Regions from separate parts of the Mus musculus genome. Here region 1 is linked to region 2. Evidence: chromatin loops called from intact Hi-C (ENCODE). Cell type or tissue: left cerebral cortex. All regions are shown on one strand. Each heading gives the region's core, and the rest is flanking DNA. Links, peaks and the distances in the headings are about the cores only. Region 1 holds the start of Cebpe (CCAAT/enhancer binding protein (C/EBP), epsilon). Region 2 holds the start of Ngdn (neuroguidin, EIF4E binding protein).

The links. A loop is a pair of places that touch in the nucleus more often than their neighbours do. Peaks named below come from ENCODE experiments on the same cell type or tissue, not always from the same donor. Only the 100,000 strongest peaks of a DNase experiment are listed, where the experiment ranks them.
Region 1: it touches region 2 in a loop (4-fold over the local background); 6 of 42 quality-filtered maps call a loop at or near these places.

The regions. Positions count from the first base shown.
Region 1 is chr14:54,711,108-54,716,486 of GRCm38, reverse strand. Cebpe (CCAAT/enhancer binding protein (C/EBP), epsilon) reads left to right here and starts at 4,313. Exons shown (of 2, transcript NM_207131.1): 1 at 4,313-5,038. The coding sequence starts at 4,529. In left cerebral cortex, for the core only: CTCF peaks have their summits at 2,014 and 2,223 (motif pointing left); DNase peaks (open chromatin) are centred at 1,517, 2,192 and 3,438; H3K4me3 peaks cover 1,016 bases; H3K27ac peaks cover 859 bases.
Region 2 is chr14:55,011,954-55,017,332 of GRCm38, reverse strand. Ngdn (neuroguidin, EIF4E binding protein) reads right to left here and starts at 1,879. Exons shown (of 11, transcript NM_026890.2): 1 at 1,745-1,879; 2 at 1,105-1,164; 3 at 196-267. The coding sequence starts at 1,756. In left cerebral cortex, for the core only: a CTCF peak has its summit at 2,176; DNase peaks (open chromatin) are centred at 2,032 and 2,555; H3K4me3 peaks cover 1,660 bases; H3K27ac peaks cover 1,241 bases.

The DNA of each region.
Region 1 (5,379 bases), core at 180-5,179, 300 kb after region 2:
AAGAGACACCATGACAAAGGCAAACATTTAGTTGGGGCTGGCTTACAGTTTCAGAGGTTCAGTCCATTATCATCATGATGGGAAACATGGCAGAGTGCAGGCAGACATGGTGCTGGAGGAGTGGAGAGTTCTACTTCTGGATCTGTTAGGCAGCCAGGAGGCAGCTCTGATTCCACACTGAGTGGAGCTTGAACTTAGGAGACCTCAAAGCCCACCCCCACAGTGACACACTTTCTCCAACAAGGCCACACCTCCTAACAGTGCCACTCCCTATGGCCAAGCACTGAAATACATGACTCTGTAGGGGCCAAATCTATTCAGACCACCACAATTGCCTAAACAAGACCTGAACAAGGATGAACCCAGCAGACCTGTTAACACGGGAGGGGGAAAGCTCTCAAAGCTTCAATCCTAGACAAAGAACTGCGGGTAACCAAGGAATACTGAGAGCTGGAGAAACAGTCTTCCCCAGGGATAAGTGCACCAACTGGTTTTTTGATGCCAAATGGTCAGCCCTGAAAATACATACATTTAAGTAACATTATACAGACTAAATAGGTTGTATTCACGTATTAGGAATATATAGATCAACAACTAAGGAGAGAGAGGCCAGGGCTACACACAGAGAAACCCTGTCTCGAAAAAGAAAAAAAAAATCATAAATAAATATGCAAAAAAAATTAAATCCAAATTTATTTGTTGTTTGGTTTTTGGTTTTTGATGGTTGGTTGGTTGGTTGGTTGGTTGGTTGGTTGGTAGGTTGGTAGGTTGGTTGGCTTTCAAGATGTTTTTTCTCTTTGTAGCCCTGACTAGTCTGAAACTTGCTATGTAAACTAAGCTGGCCTCATGGAGATTCAGCTGCCTCTGCCTCTCCAGCCTTAGAATTAGAAGCATGCACCACCACACCCGCATGGGTTTTCTGTTATTTAAAACCCAGATTTTTAAAATGCTTGTCAATATAACCTCCAAGGCAGCAGGAGTGTGTGCTTTGGAGACAGGAATAACTGCAGTGGAGAGGTCTGGAAACAGGGTGAAGGAGACATAAGCCTACACTTTACATACACTATAGTTTTCAAACTTTAAACAGCCTCATAAGACAGCCATTACTACTGCCATTTTACAGTCCGATTAAGTAGCTTGACCAGGGTCAGAGAGCTGGCTAGTGACAGGAACTAGATTGAGTCTAGTTCCCCCTCAGACTTCACAGTCATTCTTAGCTTCTGCCCTACAGGGAATCCTGAGGCAGTCCAGGATAGCACCCTGTCACAAGCCACTGAGATAATATACACCCATTGTTTTAGTTAATGCAAACAGGTAGCCACTGCAGTCGCAACAGGAAACTGGTCCCGCTGGGCTAGGGAAGGCTTCCCTTCCTGAGTAAGAACCTCCCATTCTTTAGGTGGCTTTGCCTTCCCACCTTGCTTCCTCCTTTCCCAACCCCTTCTCCTGCTTCCCTATCTACACCCTATCTTCTTACGCCTCAGTTACTAGGTAACGTTAATGTCAGCCTGCAGGCAGCGCCAGTCCCCGCCGGTCCAGACACCTGCATCGCTTATTTCACTGGGACACAGCTGCAGACCTTCTCATTTCCTGCTGGCTTTATCTCTGCACCTCCCGCGGGGAAGAGAGCGCTACCCTGTAACTCTCCCCTTACCCAAGGCAGCCAGATAGGCGGAAGGAGAATCCCTGAGTCATACAGCAACACCTACTGCAACCCTCTGTCCCCCCCCCCCCGAACAAGCCAGCAGCCCTTTCACAAATTAATAAGACATCCATCCCCTGGCGCAGCTGTACAGCTCAGCCTCTCCTCCTTATTTTCCGTGTCGATAAAATTAGGATAAAAATACCGCTTTACCTCCCCTCCTTAGCTCACAACAAAATGGTCAGCATGAAAAAGTGCGTGTTTCATCGATTGAAAAAAGCTTTACTTTATCAGATGACACAACTATCTGATTCCATTATCGTTATTCCACAGTCAAAGAGGGGACATAATTTCTCTTTGAAACAGGCGCTGCACCAATTCTCCTAGCCTTCCCACACTACCGGCAACCTGACTGAAAAGCCCCAATCTTGTCTATGCTTCTTTTTCCTGCTTCCCAGAACAGAGCGGTCAAGACTGGTTGTCAGGGTTGAGAAAGAATGCCCCCTATGTCCACCTGATTCAAAACCATCGCGGACTCGAAAGTATAGAATTTGGGAACCAATATTGCCACCTAGTGGCTAATAGCGTCAGGTCACCAAACTGAAATCTCCCAGCCTTGGTACCTATTTGACAAGGGACCTGTAGAGCAAAGAGCACAAATCGCCCCAGTATTTCCGGTGCTTTGCGTCGATGATACGATGATACGGCTGGCTCTCCCCCTGCCTGGCCAGGGCTTTGGAGGGAAGCATATTTTGGACATACTTCAGGCTGTGCTCAGAGCACGTGAGGTGGACTGTGGAGTTAGAGGGGATGGGATGGAGGACTCATCAAGGGTACTTTCTCTAACTTGTGGACAAGTCACATTTACAGTTTTATTTTAGTGTTCAATGACATACATATCCTATCAAAGTTTACCTCCACTGTAACCCCTCACAGTTACCCGATCCTTGGAATACCCAGCTTAGAAACTGTTCTATTCTTAGGGCTGGAGAAAGAGTTCAAGGGTTCAGAGCACTCACTGCTCTTCCAGAGGACCTGAGTTTGACTCCAGGCATTCACACTGGGTGCCTCACAACTGCCTGTAATTCCAGCTCCAGGAGATCTGATGTCTCTGGCTTCCATGGGTACCTGGAAGTGTGCACACACATACACAAACACACACACACCACACACACACACACCACACACACCACACACACACACACACCACACACACCACACAAACACACACACACCACACCACACACACACATACCACACAACACAACACACACACACACAACACACACACACACTCACATACTTTAGAATAATGAAAATAAATTCATTTTAAAAATTCTGTCCCTCCCCCTAGAACATCTGTTTGCAATAAAAGAGCCAGGAAGGTATGGTAGCACAGCTATCAACTCAGCTCCGTGGAGAATGAAGCAGGAAGATGAGAGTTCAAGGCCAGGCTAGGCTAAAAGGGAGGCTCAACCTAAAAAAAAACAAACAACTGAAAAGTGACACACTTCTCATGTCTCTGTGTTCTTTTCTTGTCAGTAAATCCAGAACCGTGTCTGAAGCAGGGCCACAACCAAACTGGAGAGAGCAGGAAGTTCCGAACAAAACAGAAAAATGAACTTTGGGGGTTAGTAGAAGATCAAGAAGGGCGGGCAGGCAGCTACCAGCTTCTCCTTCGGACCCCGAAACAGCCCCAGGAAGAGGTGAGGACAAGAGAGAAGACTTCTCAAGCCTACAAGAGGAAGTGGACCCGAGAGACACGCACAGGTCAGAAAACAAGGGCCTGCATGCAGCTCAGGGCACAGGAAATAGGAGGCAGAGCCTCAGGCCAGCGCGGGTGGGGTCAGCCAGAACAGCTTTTAGGGTGGAGCAACTGGGACCTCCAGCAGATCCTTTCTGTTGGTTCTGAGGCTGCAGCTTGCCTGGGCCTGAGGTACAGGACCCATGTCTTGACCAGAAACCTCAGCTATGTCCTGGCAGCCCCGGACTGTGCCAGGCTGCTAGCCATAGCCAGATCTGGAGACATGCACACAAGCCCTGTGCAAAGACCTAACCGAAGAACCTTAATAGGGGCCCTCTGGAGGCAAAGGCAGGCAGAACTCTGTGAGTTCAAGGCCAGCCTGAGCTACATCGTGAGACCCTGTCTCAAAACTAGCAAATGGGCATACCCTGTACTAGGGCCAGGGGTAGCTTGGTCCTAGAATCTACTACTACTTCCCAAACCCTTCAAACAATGATGGTCTACACAGAGAAAAATGTCTTGGGAGGTGGGGCTACAGAAGGAACTGACTTACCCCGGGGTAGGTGGAGTTCAGGACTTGGGGGTGGGGGCGGGGAGGGGGGGGGACGGGACAGGGAGGAAGATGCATCAAGGGAGGAGTTTAGACCAAGTTGGCACTGGGGGAATGCTTTGTCTATTGGCTCTGGCTTGACACCTCACTCTGCACAGGTCTCTTTGGAAATCGGAGGAAGACAGATATTCAGAGAAGCTACTCTGGGCAAGGGATTAGAATCCCTTGAACTCGCAGGGCAAAAAGGGCCATTTTCTCAAACAGCAACTTCTGGACTGTGGCTGGGGCCTTCGCAAAGAGCGCCCTAACTGCTAAGCACCCCTCCCTCCGGGGTGTGCCCTGCCCCTCCCTTAGTCACCCCAAGGAGAGAGAGGAAAAGGGAAGAAAGGAAGAGGTACTGACTACAGAAGGAAAGGGAAGCAGAGGAGGAGAGAAGCCACGTAGGAGTTGGTGACGGAGAAGACCAGAGAGGGCAAACCTAGGGCAAATCTAGGACCGGGGGAGATCCAAGAAAGGGCAGGCTGAGCATCCCAACGGGCGGGCGCCCCCAGCACAGGACCCAGGGGCGGGGAGCCAAGGGGGCGGGCCGGCCATGTCCCACGGGACCTACTATGAGTGCGAGCCTCGGGGTGGCCAGCAGCCACTTGAGTTCTCAGGGGGTCGAGCTGGGCCCGGGGAGCTGGGGGACATGTGTGAGCATGAGGCCTCCATCGACCTCTCCGCCTACATCGAGTCTGGGGAAGAACAGCTACTTTCTGACCTCTTTGCCATGAAGCCAACGCCTGAAGCCCGAAGCCTTAAGGGCCCAGGAGCCCCCTCGTTTCCTCACTACCTGCCGGCTGACCCTCGGCCATTCGCCTATCCCTCACACACATTTGGCCCAGATAGGAAGGCTTTGGGGCCTGGCATCTACAGCAACCCAGGGAGCTACGACCCCAGGGCTGTGGCGGTGAAGGAGGAGCCTCGTGGGCCAGAGGGCAACCGAGGCACCAGTCGAGGCAGCTACAATCCCCTGCAGTACCAAGTGGCACACTGCGGGCAGACAGCCGTGCACCTCCCCCCGACCCTGGCAGCACCTGGCCAGCCCTTGCGTGTCCTCAAGGTAAGACCAAGGTAGCTCTCCCCGCTTCTTCCCCCCAGGGTGGAGCAAGGTGGGTGGTTGAGGGAATTCTGACTACTGGGCTTCCCTAACAAGTCTATGTTTGGTGCTCCTCTGTGAACATGCCCTACCCCAAGGTCCTGTTTCCCAACTCTGTGAATTTATTTCTTAGAACTCGGCTGTGTCCTGAAGACACTTGTAATAGCTGCTCTGCCCTGATCTCAGGCAGGACCAGGTTTCCTGCTGTGCACTATACCTCTTGCTTCTCTGCTGCCTGCTTTTGGATGAGGAAACATGGCTGACTAGAATTTTAGAACGGGAGACTTATTACAGACAAACCAAAG
Region 2 (5,379 bases), core at 237-5,236:
CCCTCTTCAAGTACCCCCCCCTTAAGATTTACAGTTATTTATGTGTATGTACATTCACACGGCACATGTGTATGGGATGCCCGAGCTAGAATTGTGGGTCATGTAGACACGAGTGCTGGGATCCAAGTGGTTACGTCACCTGGACGGGTGACGTAACCACGGAGCTGGCCCTCCAGCCTGTGCAGGAGCCCTTACCTTCTCTGTAGAATACGTTCCAGCTCGAACTTTTGTCGTCAGTGCTTGGATTTGTGCAGTGACAGCCATCACCTGAAATTAGCCAAGTTAAACCCGAATAGCTCACCCGACCACAAGTAATGTCTATGAACAGTGAAGGATAAATACTAGATAATGCCGCCTAAAAAATGATCTGAAACGCTGTTGCTGAACACCACTGAACTGAGCGTTTCCAACAGTTCTCCAAGAGGCAGAGAAAACATCGTCATGGTGCTGTCTAAAGATGAGGGAGGGGGTCATTAAGAAACCAAGTGAAGGGGGTGAGGAGCCCGACAGTGGCGATGAGGGCTGTGACTTTTGTTGTTTGTGGGGTTGTTTTTGTTTTTTGAGATAGGGTTTGTCTATGAAGCCCAGGTTGTTCTGGAACTCACTATACACTCCAAGCTGACCTTGAACTCACAGAGATCCACCTGCCTCTGCCTCCTAAGTGCTGGGTTTAAAGGTGTGCACCATAAACAGGCCAAGGAGTGTAATTTTATCTGTACCACTAGAACTTACTATGTAAATGCATATTAAGTGGCACTTATAGCCACTATTTTGACAGATTGTCAACATCTGTTTTCTTAGTTATTATTTAAATAAAGGAGTTTGGGTATAACTTAAAAAAAGTTTTCTGGGGGGTGGCTGCAATCGGAATGTAAAGTGACTAAATAAAATAAATAAATAAGTAAGTGAATGGGGGAAAAACAGCTTTCTGTATTTCTTTGGGAGCTGAATGAATTATTTTGAACTTTCATGAAGCGCATATAAGGCTTTTATTTTACACCTAAGATAATTTTGTAGTATTCGAATCATCAAAGTGTGTGGATGAGACTTATGAAGTCAAAGTTAATCCCTGACTGATTTATTCTAAAAGACATACATACTCACCTGCTCCTGGAGGTTTTTCAAAAGTGTTATCGAACTTGACACGTCTGACTCCAGCACCTCCTACAGATAGGAGGGGACAGTTAAAGGTGATCAATTTCTTACTTTAGGCGATGATGATTGCAGAACGTACTGCCTATCAAACTCCCTCCTTTCCTTCAAAACAGTCGCGACTTTTGGGTCGTTTTCCCCCCGCACAGGGGCAGGCAGCCTCGGCACACAGCCAGTCTCCTCCCACCACACCCCCCCCAATTTACTGGAAAAGACCGGAGATTTCATCGCCAAACTTTACGGCTGCCTTTGCCCCAGCCACATTGTACATGTGACGCTAGCTCTGCTCGGAACATTGTCCCACCTTAAGGCCGGGTCACCGCCCGCCATGGTCACGAGACTCTCCCTACAAAGCTCATTCTGAAGAGTAATTTGGGGTTAGCCTCCTGTCCGGAACCAGCCAACCTGCAGCGTCTGACCCTCCCTCTCATCTGACATACGATACCGCTGTGTCAGAGTGAGCGCATCCCTGAGACAACTCTCATCACTCTCATCATCCATGGTGCCAACGGTTTGCCTCGATCCGTGGAGGCGAAAGGAAACTTTCACAGATTCCTTCCTTTCCGGGAAGAAGCAAGGAGACAGAACTCACCGGAGCCGCCATCTTCGCAAAGCCCACCCTTTCCGGGCCCGAACTTCCTAGGAGCTAGCGTGAGTTCATAGTTTTGATAGACAATCACAGTTTGCAAATTTCAGCCAATGGAAGTAAGAGATCTTTCATTTCCGCTAATCGGAGAGGCGGGACCTCACCTAGCCAATGAAATAAAGAAACTCCCTGAATGTGTCAAACGCAGAGGCGTTCTTAAGGCGTAAAGGTGGGCGGGGACAGAAGCATGTGATTCGTGATTTACAGAGAATGATGGATGCTAATTCCAATAAATATTGTGCAGATTATTGATTGACAGCTAGTGCAACCAGTAGAAAAAAGAAATTAGTTATGCAGCCCGAGAGCTCATTGGCTCCCAGATGCCGCAGAGACAGTCTTTCCACGGCGTTTTCCGTGTAGTGCCAAAACAGACCGCAGGGTGGCGGCTTCCGTCCGTTCTCTGATGCGGCAGGGTTGCTGGGCCGCCATTGGCCCCAGGACTTCCAAGTGCGCCTTTCCTGGTTCTGTGACTGTCCTTGAACAACAGTGGAGCCCTTTTCATCCGTAATTTGGATGGTTGGGATGGAGGAGCGGGAACCCAAGGTTCAGAAACCGTCGGCCGCATCACCGGCCAACCCTCCCCGTGCACGCCTAGGACTCTGCGCAAAGGCCGCATTGCGCCCTGCATTCCTCTCGAGGGAAAAATCGACAGGCGAGGAACCGGCTCAACCTGCGTGCCTTTCTCACTGCTCCACTCGTCCACCGCAGAACGTGGTTAAAACCCTGGCTGTGCATATTTCCTTTGTCCCCGTCATCTTTTCTCAGTATCTTCCAACACGCCCACTCCCTCGCCTCTCACGGGCTGGAGGATTAGGTGGGAGTTATAACTCCCACTCTCCGTCTGCATTACACAATACAGCGCTAGAAAGGTCCTCCTGGCTCGGAGTTTCCTCGCGCAACAGAAGAGCAGACCTGAGCCGGGAAATCCAAAGTGTAGCTTTGGCCTTTAATCCCAGATCTCTTTAGTCAAGAGACAAGCAGAGCTCCATGAGTTTCAAGCCAGTCTGGTCTACATTGTGAGATCCCATCTCAATAAACAAAATGAAAACGGGGCTGGAGCGATGGCTCAGTCAGTGGCCAAGAGCACATATTATTCTTGCAGATGACCAACGTTCCATTCCCAGCACCCAGACAAGACAGCTCACAACTACCTTTAACTCCAGCCCCAGGGGAATTTTAGTTCCTTCTGACTTCCCTATATACAGACATAGGCATACATAAAAGTGATTGTTTTTTTGTTTTTTGTTTTTTGTTTTTTTTTTTTAAGCAAAAAAGAGTAATCCTTTTTCTATCTTGAATTCTGGGTGAAACATTCTAGTTTCTACCTATTTGGGAACTACATAAAATGGGACAGAGGGTTTGCCTGTGATATTTATTTGCTGTTTAAGGTTCATTGGGAGGCGCAGAGCACTGTAAGAACCTACAAGAGTTTTGGTATTTTTCTGTCTTTTAAAAAAAAAAGTTTATTTATTATATGTGTGCGGCACGCTTGTGAAGATCAAATGGGAGTTGGATCTCCTTCCACTATGTGAGTCCTGGAAATAGAACTCAGTTGGTCAGCCTAGTGGGCAAGCGCCTTGACCTGGAGCCATCTTGTCAGCACTTTTCATGTATTTATTAGGATTTTCTTGTGAAACTTCTGTTTTAACACTATTTTTTGGAACTTGAAGTTTGTCATATGTGTTATAGACAAACGATTACAATATCTGAGAAAATAAATAATACTTCCTTTTAAAGAAAAGATTTATTTATTTTATGTATTGAGTACGCTGTCACTGCCTTCAGACACACCAGAAGAGGGCATCAGGTCCCATTACAGATGGTTGTGAGCCACCACGTGGTTGCTGGGAATTGAACTCAGGGCATCTGGAAGAGCAGTCAGTGCTCTTAACTGCTGGTACTGCCTTATTTTTTTTTTATCATTAAAATACCAATAACCTTGGCGAGATGGCTCAGCTGTTAAGAGCACTGGTTGCTCTTCCAGAGGTCCTCAGTTCAGTTCCCAGCACCCATGGCAGCTCACAACTGTCTGTAACTCCAGTTCCAGGGGATCTGACACCCTCATACAAATCCATAGTAGATAAAGTTAAAAAAAAATGAAGAAGGGGAAAAAATTAAAAATACCAATCACCTTGTATGTTACAAGAAATATGAGAGCTAACAATGCAATAAATCTTTCTAAAGTTATTTCAGATTCAGCCAGCAATCAAGAACACAAGAGCATTAAATTTGTCTGTTTTGTCTTTTGTTGTTTTCAACAGCTCCAGATGCTGCTGAGCACTCAGCACATTTACAAGTATACACTGAGCAAAGATAAAACTTTTTTAGGAATACAAATTTAATTGCAGTTTTAATTATTAACATTTAGCATTTTTGAAAGTTTCATGAGTACATATTTACATGATTTCACCCCCTATTCTCCCTCCTCCAACTGCTCCTGTGGCCTCTCTCTATCTCAACATCATGATTTCTTCTTGTTTCACACACACACACACACACACACACACACACACACACACACACACACATGCAGGCAGGTAGATAAGTAGATTTGTCTAAATAAATGCAATGTGCTGAGTCTATTCAGTGTTGCTTATGTGTTTAGGGATATATATTGTGCTGGTTCGTTTTTTTGTCGATGTGACACATAGGGTTACCTGGAAAGAGGGAACCTCAATTGAGAAAATGCCTTCATAAGATCGGCCTGTACACAAGTCTGAATAATGATAGATGTGGCATTTACCAAGTGGTCCTGGCTTATATAAGAAAATGAGATGAACAAGCCATGGATGGAGCCGGTCAGCATCAGTCCTCCATATTTTCTGTTCTAGTTCCTGCTGTCAGGTTCCTGTCCTAATTTCCCTCAGTGATGCAGTGTGATCTTAGAGTGGTAAGATGAAATAAACTATTTCTTCCCCGAGTTGCTGTTGGTCAGGCTGTGCATCACAGCAACAGGAAGCAAACTAGAGCTTATGTGTTTAGGGATGGGCACTCGGGTTGCATAACCAATCGGGGCACATCCCTGGAAAAATTGGATTCTCCCTTTCTTAGCAGCAAATGGCAATAGTGTTGTCATTGTGCTGGCCTTGTTTAGACAACCGTATTGTTAAGATTTCATGGGTGCAGTGACCTGTCGTGGAGAAGGCACTATCCTCTAGCAAATGTCCCAGTCCTCTGGCCCTTACAATTTTTCTACCCTGTGCAGGCTAGTATTATGTCAACTTAGCACAGGCTACAGTCATCTGAAAGAAGGGAACTTCAGTTGAGAAAATGCCTCCATAAGATCCAGCTGCAGGGCATTCTCTTAATTAGTGATTGATGTGGGAGAGCCCCATCCATCGTGGGTGGTGCCATCCTTGGGCTGGTGGTCCTGGGTTCTGTAAGAAAACAGGTTGAGTATGCTATGAGGAGCAAGCCAGTAAGCAGCATCCTCCATGATCTCTGTATGAATTCCTGCCTCCAGGTTCCTGCCCTGTGTGAGTTCCTGTCCTGACTTCTCCAGCAATGGATTGTGATGTGAAAGTGTAAGCCAAGAATAAATAAATAAATAAATAAATAAATAAATAAATAAATAAACGTTT